Linked DNA regions of Homo sapiens: region 1 is linked to region 2. Evidence: chromatin loops called from intact Hi-C (ENCODE). Cell type or tissue: Panc1. All regions are shown on one strand. Each heading gives the region's core, and the rest is flanking DNA. Links, peaks and the distances in the headings are about the cores only.

Evidence for each region. Peaks named below come from ENCODE experiments on the same cell type or tissue, not always from the same donor. Only the 100,000 strongest peaks of a DNase experiment are listed, where the experiment ranks them.
Region 1: a loop joins it to region 2, with 4 times the contacts of the local background. A loop is called at or near these places in 63 of 110 quality-filtered maps.

The regions. Positions count from the first base shown.
Region 1 is chr5:159,512,532-159,520,011 of GRCh38, reverse strand. It overlaps LOC105377685 (a long non-coding RNA gene), which reads left to right. Exons shown (of 4, transcript XR_941142.3): 2 at 463-575; 3 at 7,174-7,312; 4 at 7,414-7,480. It overlaps LOC105377684 (a long non-coding RNA gene), which reads right to left and starts at 4,435. Exons shown (of 20, transcript XR_941139.3): 1 at 3,928-4,435; 2 at 1,585-1,728. RefSeq lists an enhancer at 4,053-4,102. In Panc1, for the core only: CTCF peaks have their summits at 3,724 and 3,987 (motif pointing left); a DNase peak (open chromatin) is centred at 3,981; H3K27ac peaks cover 213 bases.
Region 2 is chr5:159,912,481-159,920,464 of GRCh38, reverse strand. ADRA1B (adrenoceptor alpha 1B) reads right to left here and starts at 3,983. Exons shown (of 2, transcript NM_000679.4): 1 at 2,611-3,983. The coding sequence starts at 3,559. RefSeq lists enhancers at 2,793-3,409, 3,410-4,026 and a silencer at 4,090-4,149. In Panc1, for the core only: CTCF peaks have their summits at 3,838 and 4,037 (motif pointing right); no DNase peak of the experiment used is centred there; H3K4me3 peaks cover 3,561 bases; H3K27ac peaks cover 1,276 bases.

The DNA of each region.
Region 1 (7,480 bases), core at 1,330-6,329, 400 kb after region 2:
AAGAAGAGGAGATTAGGACACAGACACACACTTAGAAGGAAGCCCACATGAAGACACAGGGAGAAGATGACCATCCAGAAGTCAAGGAGAGCAGCCTCAGAAAAAAAAAAAACAACCCTTCCGACACCTTGATCTCAGACTTCTGGCCTTCAGAACAGAAAACAAATTTCTGTTGTCCAAGCCGCCTACTCTGCGGTGCTTTGTTATGGCAGCCCAGCAAACTAATGCCCTTGGGGACTCACTCTATAGAATAGAATGCAGCCAAAATGATGCCGCCTGGCTTCTCAGGCTAAGTCAGAAAGGGTGATGGAGCTTCTGCCTAGTTCTCTCCCAAGACGCCCACCCTTGGAACCTGGCCGCCACATGGTGAGGAGGAAGCCCAGGCCCCACAGAGAGGTGTGGGTGTTCTGGCTGGCATCCCCAGCTAGGGCCCCAGATCTGACAGCCAGCATTAATTGCCAGGTATGTGAGTGAGCAAACCATGAGAGGAGTCCAGCCCTGGCCTTCCAGCCGTCCCAGCTGAGCGGAGAGACAGACATGCTGTTCCTGCAGCATCCTGGCCAAACTGCCAATTCGTGAGTAAAATAAATGTTGTTGTTTTAAGCCAGGGCATTTTTTAAAGCAGCAGTGGATAAAAAGAACACCCGTCTTGAGGTATCAACAGTTTCTTCTGCTTCTCTAACCTTAAGGAACATTTTCTGTCTCCTCCTCCCCGTTTGGAAAGATCCCATAAAATCTCCCCTCCATTTGTCTTTAGTTATACAATATTGGCTTCTCTTGCCAGGGGGTAAGGGTGGGGGGAGAAGAGGTTTATGCCAACCAGTGTTTCTTATGAATTTACACGAATACAGTAATTTGAGTGTTCCCCATACAACAGGCTTTTATGTCAGGTGGAAGGTGAGGTCTGTAAAAGTAAGCAGGTCAGTGCGTTTTTATACAGTGGTGATGAATAAGTGCAGGTCCCCATTGGCCGCCTCTGCTCATGCTTCATGCCAACCTTGAGTTTATATGCAGCACTCTGCCACATCCCTCCAAAAAACCCAATTCCCAAAGCATTAGAGATTAATGCAGACATTATTGAAAGTTGAATTGGAAAGTGGAGAGACAGGTACATTTCCCATTACACAAGAAAACTTTTGGAGTCTACCGTAGACATCACCACCTTTTCTTTCTAGTCTTCCCACCATCTATCCCCTCCCCGCAGGTGCCCTATCACCTCCACCAGCGAGATTCCACCTCCCTTCCCTAACTTGCTACTCTCAGCCTAATAAAAAATCCTGGGCAGCCAAACAGGAACAGCTTATTGTTCCTGAAGCATGCCCCAAAGGCTTTCAGCTCATTCCAACACACTTCCAAACTCATTTTAGTGTTCTTACTCATGTTACTTGTTTCTGTTTCTTTCCCTTGGAGCTCAAGGAAATTGGCAAGAGTCGCACTGTTTTCTCTTCTCTTTGCTGTGCTGAAGAATGCGACCATGGCAGCCCTCCTCTAAAATTCCCTTGCCAAAGTCAACAATGAGGTGGAGAACCTAGAGCCAGGCACCCTGTGCCTGATGTCCCAATCTTGCTGTGGCAATGGCCTTACCTGCAAATGGCACGCAGCACATAGCTCTAAAACAGCAACAGGACAAGGCAAGTGCAAAAGGAAATGCTCCCAGTGTGCCCATCATCATTTTTCTTGCTAGATGGAGGGTATTGGAATCTATTCCTCATCTCAGAGGTGGGCAAACTGTGGAAATCAAACCAGTGGGTAACACCAGGGATGTAGATTAGTGGAAGTCAGCCGACTCTCAGAGAGGCAATTATGTAATAATTATAACATTGTTATGTAACAATTATAAAGGGGACTTCCAGACCACTTCTGAGACAGACATCATGCCAAGTGCTTTATGCACTATCCCAATTAATACTCAGAACAACCTTGTGAGGCAGGTACCATTATTATTCACATTTCACACATGGATGGCAAAACGGAGGCTCAAAGGTCCTAAGGGCCTTATCCAGGACTACAGAGCTAATGAGGACAGCTGACTAATGAGCAAATGAAGACAGTCCTCTTGTCTCCTAGTCTGTATCAAAGGAATATCAAAGGAATCTGGTCTGAGAAGGCCCAAAAAGAAGAGCTGCCTTTTTTTGAGTATGTGCTAACCTTTGAGGAAAGGTCTCTGTATGGTTGCACATAGCGGCTCTGTGAGGAAGATGTGCTTATCATCCTCATGGAACGAATGAAATGGGTTCAGTAGATGAGTGGGGAGCAATAAGCTTAATAGGATGGATGGAATCGAGAGGGTAGGTAAGTCTGGGAGGTCTGTGAGTCATCTACATAGGATTGGCAGGTTGCTTTTAAGGTTTCCTTTCTTCAGCGGTCACTCTTCTATTTAATATTCGACTAGCAATAGTCTGAACCTGTCCCTCTCCACTGGACCACACCAGCATGAGGCATCTTCAGTTTCCTTCCCTGGTTTTACTGTCACTCCCTGAAGAATGCTTACTGCTTTGTCCAAATCCCTTCAGGTGACTTTTTGTCATCTTTAGACACTGGGGCTTTGTTTATCCTGCTTTGTCTCAAGTTGAACATTCGAGAGCATCTAATGCACAACACCAAAGTTGGCACTTTGGTCAGCTTCCCAAAGCTGACACCGAGTTCTACCCGTGAATGGGGCATGAGGGCCAGGCCCACCTTTTTATACAATACTAGGGGAAGTGATGGTGCCCTTGGCTGGCACTGTTTGAATGCAGCAGCCCCAATGAAAGTGCCTATCTCCCACATTACCACACACACACCAGCACTAGGTATTAACATCTTCAACAAGTGAAAAATTGATTGCTTTTAAATTCGCATTGCAAAACAAATATTTTACACTGCAAAGCACAAAACAAGTTCAAGTCCAACATATAACGTTAGTTAGAGGGCACACAATCTACATAATGACAATGTTAGTGTTGTCAGGACAAAGACCTTTTTTAAGTACTTGCTAAGTACCAGGTACTCTGATAAACACTTTATATACTTTAATGACCACCCTGTGAGGTAGCTATAGTTACTGTCTTGTTTACAGACAAGGAAGCAGAGGCACAGAGAAACAAAGTAATTTAACTTGCTCCAGGACTTAGCAAATCAGTAACTGAGCCAAGACAGCCCCACTAAGGCAGTGGAGCATCCAAGAGGGACATGTTTGGTGGGCCTTAGTCTCTCCTCTGTCAACCACTTTCAGGTGATTCAGGCGTATTATGTCCTTCTCCAAGCCTCTGCTACTCATTGTTAAAGTGTTGGAGACTCACCTGGTTGCTGTGAAGACCAAATGGGAAGGGGATGGGGGAAGAGATAAAGAGGAGAGAAAAAGAAGAGATAGAGAGAGGGAACGGGAGGGGAAGGAAGGTCAACGTCCCTGATTAACAGTAGCATAAGCTGTAAAAACATCCAACACTCCGATTATTTCCACCAAAGACATTTCTTCACTAAATTCTGGGCAAGCCAGGCCACTGACTATGGATGGGGAACCTAAACCTGGTCACTTCCCATTCCTGGGCACCCTCTCTGCAAAAAGAACAGAGTTGATTATCCCTGAAGAGTCCCTAGAGCTAAAGAATGTGTCATAATGGGGGACCTAGCCGAGTGGAGTGACTCATGCCTATAATCCCAGCACTTTGGGAGGTCGAAGCAGGGGGATTGCTTGAACCCAGGAGTTTGAGAACAGCCTACGCAACATAGTGAGACCTCATCTCTACTAAATGTTTTTAATTAGCTGAGCATGGGACCTGTAGTCCCAGCTACTCAGGAGGCTGACACAGAAGGATTGCTGGGGCCCAGGAGTTCGAGGTTGTGGTGAGCTATGATTGCACCATTGCACTTCAGCCTGGGCAACAAAGTAAGACCCTGTCTCTAAAAAAAAAAAAAAAAAAAAAAAAAAACTGAGTTGACTCATACCTTCTTCCTGTTCCCATCACCTGCCAAGCAGCAGATGGGTCAGTAGCCACCAGCGACACCTGCAGGCGGCGGGAAGCCCTGCAGCTGCTCAGGACGAAGGCTCAGGACTCCGTGGTGTTATTAACACTTCATTGAGTTGAGGGAAGGTCTTTGATTTTCTTTAAATCGAAAGTCTGGGGGAGAGTTCGTGTTTGTTAAACAATCTCATGCATCAAGAAGTATAATTCCCAGGAATTTCCACTCTGCTACCTGTTTCGTGAAATGCAGCAAGGAAATTTGTACTGTTCTCTCATAGACACATTCAAGACTGATCTAAATTTCAGATGCAGCAAGCAGTGGCCTTGGTTTCATTTTTTAAGGGTAGTATGAAGGTATTCCATGTCCCTCAACAAAATCCTCTCTTTCCTAAGCCTGTTGAGAAAGATTTACTTGCTATTATCAATTAACTCCTTTGGACTAGGCTCTGACCTCTTTTTGAAGAGCATTTTGAAAATGCAAACTTTGTGATAGAGATAATCCATTAAGTCTCTATCACATAGTGTAAATGACCATCAGGCTGCTCATTTTAATTATTCACTCTATAAATCTGGGGAAAACCCCTCGACTCTCTGTGACTCTGTTTTCTCAGCTGTGAAGTGGAAATAATGGTGACTGTAAAGATTAGCTGATGCAGCCCACATTAAGGGCACAATGCCTGGCACAGTCAACATGGAAGCGATGGAAGGCGTGGTGGTGGGAGTCATAGTAGCAGCAGCAGGAGAGGAGTTATTGTTGTCCACACCAAAAGAGATGAGGAGAAGTAAGACCAGTCAGTACCTGGAAGGGAAAAGGAGTACTAAAAGGAAAGCAGATAGAAGACGAAAGCCACCAACTGGGCCATTTTGCTGAGAGCTGATCCTGGTGACTACATGGCAGATACAGACAACCAGGGCGCCTGCCACCAACTCAGCAGGAGTTAGGTCCCAGGCACCTCAGCTCAGACACTGAATTCATTCTCTTTGAATCTTCGTAAGAACTGGATGAAGTAGATTGTACTTATAGCCGTCATTTACAGTTGAGAAAACTGAGCCTCAGAGAGTTAGGGCAACTTGCCTTAAAGGCATACAGCAAAGAGGCAACAGAACCAGGATCCAAACCATCTCTGTCTGGCCTCAAAGCCTAAATGGCCAACTCAGAACCACTGCCCTAGGAACCATAGGCAACATCAAGCAGCTTCATTTCTGCCTATTCCCTGGCTCAGGAGGCTGCAGCAACAGGGTGGGGTGGGGGGTGGTTGTGGGGGTACAGTGCACGTAGCTCTTCTCTCTTCAGAGTCTGGAGATTATAACCTTGCAGCAAGCAGACAAGCCCTAGCCCAGGAAGGGCTAGATCTGAAGCCCTGCTATCTGCTTCATTTCATCAGGCTGCCGGCGGCCGAGCACAGGAAATTAAAAGCAACTCGTAGATCATAGAGCGTGGCACCCAGTGATCTCAGACAGAATCCATCCCCTTCCCTCCCACTTTTCCTTGTGCAAGAGCATGGCTTTCAGCAGTCTGTTGCTGAATTTGTGCAGGGAATCAGGCTGCCCTAGTCGTTAGGGCCCTGGAGGCAAACAAGGAGACCCCGCCTTCGGAGGGTTCGGAGTCTGGGGAGGTAGGCCATTTACAGTGGGGGTGTGTGCAGAGGTGTGTGTGCGTGTGTGTGTGTGTGCGTGTGTGTTCTGGAAGGAGACACAGGAAACAGTGGTGGCCTCTGAGAGGGAAACTGGGGTCAGAGGCAAAGGAACGCCCAACTTTTCCATTTATATCAGTTTGTGTGCTTGAACTTTTTACCGTGTGTTTATGTTAACTATTTTTACAAACAATACATCTTTTAATGATGAAATAAAATACGGGTCTACATAGAGGATAGACTCCTAACCCACGGAGAAGGGCAAGATTAGAAACGATTTCTTCCAGGTGATACTCTCTAGTTCTAAAGAACAAAATCAATAGGTAACGAAGAAAGAAGAGGGAACTCCAGGTAGAGGGAGCTCAAGCAAAGGCTTGGAGGTATAGGGGCGCCAGGGCAGTAGCTTGGTGTTTGGGAAAGGGCCTAGCACTGGAAGATAAAGGATTGGTCCCTCAGCCCTTCTCCTTCCTCCTTCGTCTGTTAGCGACACACCACAGCACTGCTCAGTTCTAACTGTAGACCTATTGTGAAATTAATTGTAGAGGTGGGGAGTCATTTCACCTGCTCCACTCTTGTGTGTCAGCAGCAACATCTCACAGCTGAGGTACCCTGTGAGCATGGGCATCTGCTAATTCTGCTTGCCTGGCATCCCTTCCTCCAAGTTTTTTGGCAAAAGTACCCCCTTTCCTTCCTTGGTCAAATCTTTTATTCTCCTATGTGGTCCCGAGAAGATGGCCGGTCAATTTCGACACCCTTACTCCATGCTACCCCAGACAAGGAGGGTGGGGATGTGACCCAGACTCAGGCCATCGAACTTCTCTTCCTAAGGTTTGAACTTGGTGGAAGCCTCCTTATCATGGTAAACCCCTGGGCCAATTCACCCCCATGGGGTTGCCCTGAAGTGGGGTCTACTTGTTCCTGCTTATTGGGACCTGACTGTTCAACTTCCCCTTCAGTTCTACGTGCCACCCAGAATCCTCCCAATGGAACCCTTTGTTGGCTTTTTAGCCTATCGATTTCTGTTATTTACTACTAAAGAAGTCTGGTGAGTGCCTTTGTTCTTTGAGAGTCAAATAAAAATATGGTTTTAGACCCCAACCTACACACGATGAACGACCCTCACCCTTCTGGAGAATTCGTATTATCTCTTGCCTTATTTCACTTGTTTCCAGTGAGTTATTTTAGTTTACCGATGGTCTCACCATCCTCTGTGGGCTGTCTTTACCAATAAAAAAAAAAAAACTCAGCAACTTTCTTCAACTTCTCTCTGTTCTACCCCCTCCCAAATAAAGCCCACTTATACAAGGTGGTGTGTGTGTGTGTGTGTGTGTGTGTGTGTAGCAGTCTTTGATAAAGAGAGAAAAAGGTTTATAGAACTCACACACAAAAAAAAGTACAATAAAAAGTTAGACAACCCTGTTCTTAAAAGGTTTAACCAATGCAAACTTCAAATTCTAGTTTCTCTCTGCCAGATCCTCTCTGCCTCTATTTCTTCTCTTTCTTGAAACCCCCTCATCCAAGCTACCTATGTTATGCAAAAAAAAAAAAATTATTTCTCTCTTTATCACTTTGTCTCCTACCAACTTTGCCCTCAGGATTTCAAGGCAGTCTTCTCCCAAAAGAGAATTCTGAGGCTGGCCCACTACAATGTATTTCTGCAGACAGAAGATGAGAACAAGGCCAAATGATCAGTTGTGGCATCTTTCAGTCATAAGTTCAATGATTCTGGGCACAGTAAGAATGCCAATCTTTCTTTCTACTTTAATTCACATTCAATTAGATGGAACAATAATCTCTGCAAGCCTCTTTCACAGGTGATGTTCATTTCTCTCCAGAGGCAAGGAGCCCTCTAAGGGAAGGAAGTCATTCATCGAAATTAGAGCCACAGGCGGCTGAGGACAG
Region 2 (7,984 bases), core at 1,366-6,365:
CTCACTTTTTATTGTGTGGAAGCTCAGGACCTGAGATGCTAGGGGGACAAAGTCTCAGAAAGGCACAGACAGAAAGGAGAGAGACGATGGGGGTAATGTGAGTAAGAAGAAAGTGAGGGTGGGCTTGATGACTTGAAGAGCAAGACCCAGAGAGAAGCCACATCATCTCACACTACGATGTGGCTGGGAAAGGTCTGAGATTGGCAGCATTTAAAACCCTGGCTTCCAGGGTGCTGGGCCTGAAGGAAACTGAGAAATTTTCTGGCCAGTGATTCTCAAAGCCTGGTCTGTGGACTACCTCTTCAGAATCACCTGGTGGGCTGATTATACCTGCAGATTCCTGGTATCCTTCTGACTTACTGAATCCTATTTGCTGGGGGTTCGGCCCAGGCAGCTACCATTGTTTATGAAGTTTCACAAGTGATTCTGATAGTTCTCAAAGTTTGAGATCCCTTAATCTAATTCAACCTCCTCGTTCTCCAGGTGTGAGGCCTGAAGCCTAGAGAAGCAAAGCAGCAAGCCTAGAGCCACAGAGCTAATTGATGGCAAAGCTCAAATGGGAACTCTGTTGCTCCTGATCACCAGAGCCGTGTTCTTCCCATTTGAATATGCTGGAAGCCTCCTTACCTGTTTGGAGCTATTTCCCCTGCCCCTAAAAGCCAAAGCCTGCACCTTTGATCCATTCCTGCATCCTGCTGAGGCCTTCTCCTTCCTGAGCATGCTCTGGTCACAGCCTCTGCAGGCTGGAGGCCAGGGGCAAAGGAAGAAAGACTCAATTCTCTTCCAAGACTTTAGTAACAGGTGTGGGATTGGCAAATGTGTAGAGAAGGAGAAAAGACACAGTTATACCGAAGGGGAGATTGGGGTTTGGTTTGTACTGCTCATAGCTAACTTTCATTGAGCATCTGCTATACACCAGATACTGTGCTAAGTCCTTCCTATACATTAATGCAAACTCCATGGAGCAAATATTAATCAGCCCTGTTTTGTAGACGAAGAAACTGAGGCTCATACAGGAGTGGTCATTTGGCCAAGGTCATATGGCTAATAAGAGGCCAAATCACCTCCATCAGCTCCATGTACAACCATGATCTTTGTAATGACCCAATGCAGTGTGAACTGTCATCCACTGTAAACCGAACAAGCCTGCAAAAGAACCCTGAGACCTTGGGAAAGAAAAGCAAGCTTCCCTGCAATGGTATGTGATCACGCCTGGGGAGTAGAACTTTTTCAAACCCTTTCTGCTTAACACTAACCATTGAAAATATTTCTGAAAGGCATTAGCCTGCAGGCCTGCTTTAGAAAAGATGACATGGAGAAAAGGTTAGACGGCTTTTGAAAATCTTTTTCTTTCTTTTTAAATGGAAACTCGATATCTGTTTGCTTCCTTTCTGTTTGCATTTTTCTCTTGAAAGCAGTGTGCCTTCAGAATTTATAGCTGTTTGAGGGATTTGGTTATATTTGGGTCTGACCTGAGACTCCGGTGTGATTGCAGGCATATGTGGTCCGCAGTATAGCAGCTGTTACCTCTCCTGATATCATGGCACATGACTGTGTCATGATAAACTCCCTCCATTCATTTTCTGTAGTGTCCCCCAGGGATAGGAGAAGGAATCAAAGCAGATCAGTGCCTCAGAGGAAGGACAAGGGATCCCCAGGCCATGTGGACAGCATGTGACAGATGCCCCCCTTTAGGTTTACCTGCTAACCAGACCTTGGCTTCTTCCTTAGAAAACATCAGGTAGCCTTTTGAACAATTCAGTTAGTAGGACCACCAAACAAAAAGAAGACGAACATGTTTTCATAAGAGGGGGAGGACGCACTGAATTCCATCTTACCAGGATTTGGTCTCTGTCAGCTGAGATGAGGGACAACTATAATTTGATTCTGGGCATTCCATAAATCACTAGAGTTAGAAACATTTTTGGGTAAAAACTAAAAATGTGTGACCCTCTAGTCATCTTCTCTTTCACATCTCAAGCTTTCAATAACTTAAAGGCTGGTTGGGGCTGTGTGGCTGTAAAATGCTCTTATTAACGGATAATGAACGTAGTATATCTGGGTGATAGCTGTCAGTGAAGAGGGGAGGGAGAGAATGCAGCCTCTGCAAAGCTCTTGAGAAGCGTGGCTTCTGCTCTAGCCCTGGAAATGCTGAATGAATGCTGCCTTTCTGTGTACGAGCTGCCTCCCTGCTTCCCAAATGCCGCGTCTGCAGTAACTACAAACTATTTTGTATGCTGCATTAGTGACGCTGCCTTAGCCGACACATCATTACTACTGAAATAACGCCGGTGTGATATTCAAGCCCAGTGAATATCCTTTTTAATTATTAAACCGAGGCTGTTGAGTGAGTCATTCCTCATACCAGATTTTCCTTCCCTGGTTCTATTTCCAGAAGCTAGTGCCTTAGCGTGTTCTACTAACACCTGAGTTGGTTTTTAGCCAGCTCCCCAATCTGCAAACCCTTTGCAGAACAAACAATATTATTCAATCTCCGAACACGCACAGACTGCATAAGAAACAAAACCCACAAAAAACTTTAGAGTAAGCTCATCAGTAAACCCAAGGTCCAAAAATGCCCAGTCCCCCTGCTGCTAGTCCCCAACTTACCAAGCGGTAGAGCGATGAAGAAGGGTAGCCAGCACAAGATGAACATACCGACCACAATGCCCAACGTCTTAGCTGCTTTCTTTTCCCTGGAGAACTTAAAAAGTTTGACAGCTATGGAACTCCTGGGGTTGTGGCCCTTGGCCTTGGTACTGCTAAGGGTGTCCTCGTGAAAGTTCTTGGAATGGATCCTCAGGGTCAGCTCCTTGGAGTTGGACATCTCCTTCATGACTCCTGCCTCTAGGTTCTTGGTGGTTCTCTTGGCCACTATATAGACACGGCAGTACATGACTAGAATGACCGCCAGAGGGATGTAGAAGGAGCCCAGAGAGGAGAAGAGGGCATAGAAGGGTTCTTCGGTGACCCCGCACTCCTTGTCATCGTTGGGTGCCGGCTCCTTCCACCCAAGGAGAGGCCCGATGGAGATGACGGTGGACAAGACCCAGACACTGAGCAGCGCCAAGATGGCCTTCCTCCGGGTGACCAGCGTGGGATACTGCAGAGAGTAGCGCACCCCGATGTAGCGATCGATGGAGATGGCGCACAGGCTCAGAATGGACGCTGTGCAGCACAGGACATCCACGGCTGCCCAGATGTCACAGAAGATCCGCCCCAGCACCCAGTAGCCGAGCACCTCTAGGGCCGCTGAGAAGGGCAGGACGGTGAAGCTCAACAGCAGGTCGGCCATGGCCAGGTTGACAATGAAGTAGTTGGTGGGCGTCCGCAGGTGCCGGTTGCAGGCCACAGACAAGATGACTAGGATGTTGCCCACGATGGCAAAGAGGATGAAGGCGCCCAGCACCAGGCCCACAGAGATGGCCCTGGTGATGTCCAGCTGGGGCAGTGTGGAGTTGCTCGAGGTCTGGTTGGGGCCAGTGAAGTTGGCATTTTTCAACTCTCCCCAGTGGGCAGGTGCTGATGTGTTGTGGCCGGTGTCCAGGTCGGGATTCATCTTAGAGTCCGCCCTCCATAGCCAGGGGGATGATTGGGCTCGGAAGGGCTGCGGCGAAGGCTCCTCAGCTGCCCTGAAACTTTGCTTCCCCCGTGGTCTTCTTCCCAGAGGCGCCCTCCTGGCGAGGAGTCATCTCCCCCGGGCAGCCCAGCCCGGCAGCACGTCTCCTGCCTGCACCGAGTCGCTCGCTCGCCTGTCAGAGGGAGGAGGAGGAGGAGAGGGGACGAGGCGGCAGCTCCAAGTTTAATGGTCCACGTCAGGCGCGCCTGGCCGGGCTCGCGGGGGAGCGGCGGGGAGGAGGGGGCGGCAGGGCCGGGGGCGCCCGGCGGTGCCCAGCTCGCTCGGGTCTGCGGACCGCGGCGCGTCCTCCGCCCAGCGAGCGCCGAAGAGGGTCTGCTTTCAATGAGCCGCTTCTGGGCTGACTGCACGGCGGTGACATCAGGCGGGGGAGCCCGGCGCCCTGACTCCGCGCGGCACTAGGGGGCAATGCGGGTCCAGCCAAGGCGCCCGCAGCCCCGACGCCGCCACCCCGCAAGCCGGGAAGCCAGCCGCGTCCCCCGCCGCTCCCAGGGCGCGCCCTCTGCGGGGGGCGGGGCGGGGGCAGGGGCCGCGAGGGCGGGACCTGGGCGTGGAGATCGCGGGTCACCCACCCCTAGGCGGCCCGCTGGGGTTATTTTCCCCGCTAGTCACTCTTCCGTGTCAAAGGTGGGTTGGGGGCTGCTTACCTTTAATAGGGGGCTCCCGGAGTGGGCCCCGGATTTAACGGGATATGCAACTTGTCCAGCACCTAAAAGAGGGAAAGAGAATTCTAGGATTGGGCAGGTGGGAGGGACTTGAGTCGGATCTGAGGCCAGCCCTCATCCTTCATCTGGCTCCCCTCGCCCCGTGCAAACTCTTTGGCCCCAGTAAAATCTGGCTTCTCTTCATCCTTTCATTCGCTCAGGCATTCACTCATTTATTCAGCCGATTCTTACGGAGTCTCCACTCTCTGCCCTGGCTCTGGGCGCTGTGAACATAGCAACTGAACAAAATAGACGGACTCCTGCCCTATAGGAGCGTAGCTTCTCCCGACAGAAGACAGACAGTATACTAAATAAGCAAATGATGAGGTGTGTAATGTGATGACAGGTGTTAGGCTGAAAATAAAGTAAGGAGGGGGAAATGCAGTGGGGTGTTTGTGGGGTGGATTTGAAATGTTAAGTGGGTGCTTGGGATGTCACTGAAGTGATATTTGAGGAAACATGAAGGGAATTGAGGGAGGAAGCTAGCTGGCTATCTGGGAGTGGGGGTGAGGGAGGTCAGAGACCTGGGGAAGGGACGTAGAGGATCTTGGTTATTTGTTGAGTTTTTTCCTTTCTGTCTGATATCCATGTTGGACATTCAGTCACAGGGACGCACTCCCAAAGGTGGGTGAATGGTACTTAGAAGAGAAAGTATGGGCCAAGAAAGAAAGAAAGAAAAAGCCAAAGAACTTTATGTTAGTTCACATTTATCCAACATTTATTTTGTCCTAGACAGTGTGCTGAGTTCTTTTTGCATTTTCTCATGACTCTCATGAGAGAAAGAATACACTCTTCACCATTTCTATTTCATGGATGAGACACCAAATTATGGGGAAGTTTAGCTGTTCGCCCAAGTTCACAAAGGCATGGAGGAGAGCTGCTGGGAACTGAACTCAACTGTGGGGTCTCTCCCAAAGTTGGGTACTCAGCTACTGTGTCATACTTTTCCCCCGGGGCAAGGTAGGGGATGGAACCACTGTTATAGATGGAGCTGCCTTTTGAGTAGTTAATTTTGGGGCCTGAGCCACTGGTGCTGGGCAGGGACTCCCATGAATTGAGCGCTTACTGATAGCCATGCATTTACTCAGTTTCTTTGAGACTTTACAATTCTTTGAGAGAAGCATAACCATTGTTCATTGAGAGATGAGAAACAGTGGTTCAGAGAGAGTCAGTTGATTCCTGAGGTCATAGGCTAGCAAATATATGGCAGAGCAATGGGCAGTGGCAGCTGGAGATTGAAAAGTAAAGCCTGATACCTTCTTTTACTCCAGTTCACAAGCCTGCATCTTGGGTTTCTCACCTTCTGCTCTTGATACTTGTTATAACTTGATATTCACGGGTGGGGAAAACAGAAGTCACTCAGGATGACTTACATCTAAGCTTCTCAACCTAGAGGTAAGCTCTTAACCTCTTTTTATTTTTATTTTTTGAGAAGGGAGGCAGGTGGTTATCATACACGTATCGAAGGTTTTAATTTACTCCCAGCAAAGTGCACAGACTCCACACATGTGCAAAATACACAATTTCAGGGGGTTTCCCTCGGGTTAAGAAATCTGTGGTAGAGACAGTCCTGAAAATGGATTATTTTCTATTATAATTAAATTGCCCTAAGCTGTATTTGAAGATTTGATAATAAGAGATTCACAAGTTTATAGTGATTTAGATCTTCAGAAGCTCTCAGAACCTTGGTTTGCTTATCTTCCTGTGTTGGAGGTGGTGCACTAGGGAAAGAGACTTGGCAAGATGGTCAGGAGCAGAGCTGGTTAGGAAACTCTGTTTCCCTGGCCTACAGGACAGTGCTCCTTCTGCTCCTGCAGCCACTCATGACCTACACAGTGGGGTGTGAGACTGGAAGAACTTGGCAGCCCTCTGTCAGGGGTCTTTATTAAAAGGAGAGGCTGTCATTGGTCCTGGGTGGCTCAGACTAGTCTGTCTGCAGATAGGACCTGGCTTAGATGATCTTTGAGATCCCGTAGCTCCAGGTGGTCAGCTTCTCTTGCTGGATAAAGTGGCCCCCGAAGGCACCTGCTATCCTTTCTCTCATGCATCTTCCAGGGTAGGGGTGAGAGTGAGGTATCATGAACTCAGTTCCCACCATTCCCAATGTATCATTAAGTCTAAGATAATGGGGCTTCTCTTGAGCTGGTTTACTTATAAGGGGAGAGGGAGGAGGAAGAGAATACCAGTAACCTGGCACGTAGCTGGCATTAGCACAAAGACAGGGGTGTAGGGGAGGGTAAGGGTGGGATAAAATAAAGAGCAAGTTCCAAATCCACATTTTGATTGTGGTGGCCCATTTCCCACTTCCCTGGGCATTAATTTCACCAGCTATTGAACAGCCAGCAACACACCATTGAATTTACTGAGGCTGTGTCTACATAATCACAGTAACCAGCTGCAATGTGAAAACTCAGCCTATCAGACATTTTTCTGTGGTGGCAAAAGGCCAGGATGAAAAAAAAAGAGCAAATCTGAGATTCAGAGATGGTTTATCCTCATTGTGAAAGAAAATAGTTTGTTACCTAGATGAGAACTTATGTCTTGATTCAGGTGTCAGGATGTGGAAGAAATTATTGAGCCAGATTGACAAGTTCAAAATCCTTGCAGATTTCAGACTTGTTGTCATTTACCAGTGTGTTTCGTGAAGGCAAAACAAAGATCTCACTGTAAGGGGAACAGGTATTAGCCTTAATAACAGCCGTGTAGCAGGACCCCACACAGCAACCTTTGCTAATGGTGCTTTCCTTGCTGCTCCTCCCCTTCCTTTGCTAGAGATGCCTCTTAACCCCTCTGGCTGATTTTTGACCCATGGACTTGACCATTTGTTTAGGTGTCATGAGAACACAGACGATATTTCATTTTCTCGGTACTCCCTGGGGCAAAGTCAAGCACAGAGCTCTGACTCACTCGACGCTTGTGGAAGAAGAATCTTTTCATTATCCATCTTATTGCATTAGAAACCTCTGATGTTGCAGAACTCCCATTTCTGCGAACCCTCCAGGGGAAGCTGCCACTGAAGTTGACCTGTAGAGAAACTGAAGCTATGGGAGATTCAAGGATCTGCTTAAGACATCTATGGGAGGAGATCTGTCACCTGTGATCATGCAATTTTTCATGGTGCTCTCTCTAGCTTTCAATTCGACCAGGCATATAGAGATGCATGTACTCTGTGTAAGCACCATGCTAAGTACCGTGGGTGAACCAAAGATGAATGAAACCAAGCAAACAATAACCTAACACTGAGCTAGGTGCTGTGGGAGATGATGATAATGCTAAAGCACCTTTCAGAGAGTACCTACTATGTGCCAGGCACTGTGTTAGGCAATCTATGTGCATTTACTCAAATTCACAACAATGCAACGGAGGAATTCTCTCCATTTTACAAATGAGGAAACTGACGTTCAGAGAGGTTCTGTGACATGGCCAAGGCCATTCAGTGAGTAAGTAGCATTGGTATTCAAAGCATTGTTGTCTGGCTCCAAAGCTTGCATCCTTCTCTCTGCACCAGACTGAGATTAAAAAAAGAAAAAGGCAGCAGAAGGTTCAATGTTAGCCTGAAGGAAATAACAGCAGAGAACAGAATGTGACCAGGCTCCTTAGTAAGGCAGAGGTCAGGGAGGGGAGGGAAAGGGAGAGCTGTCTG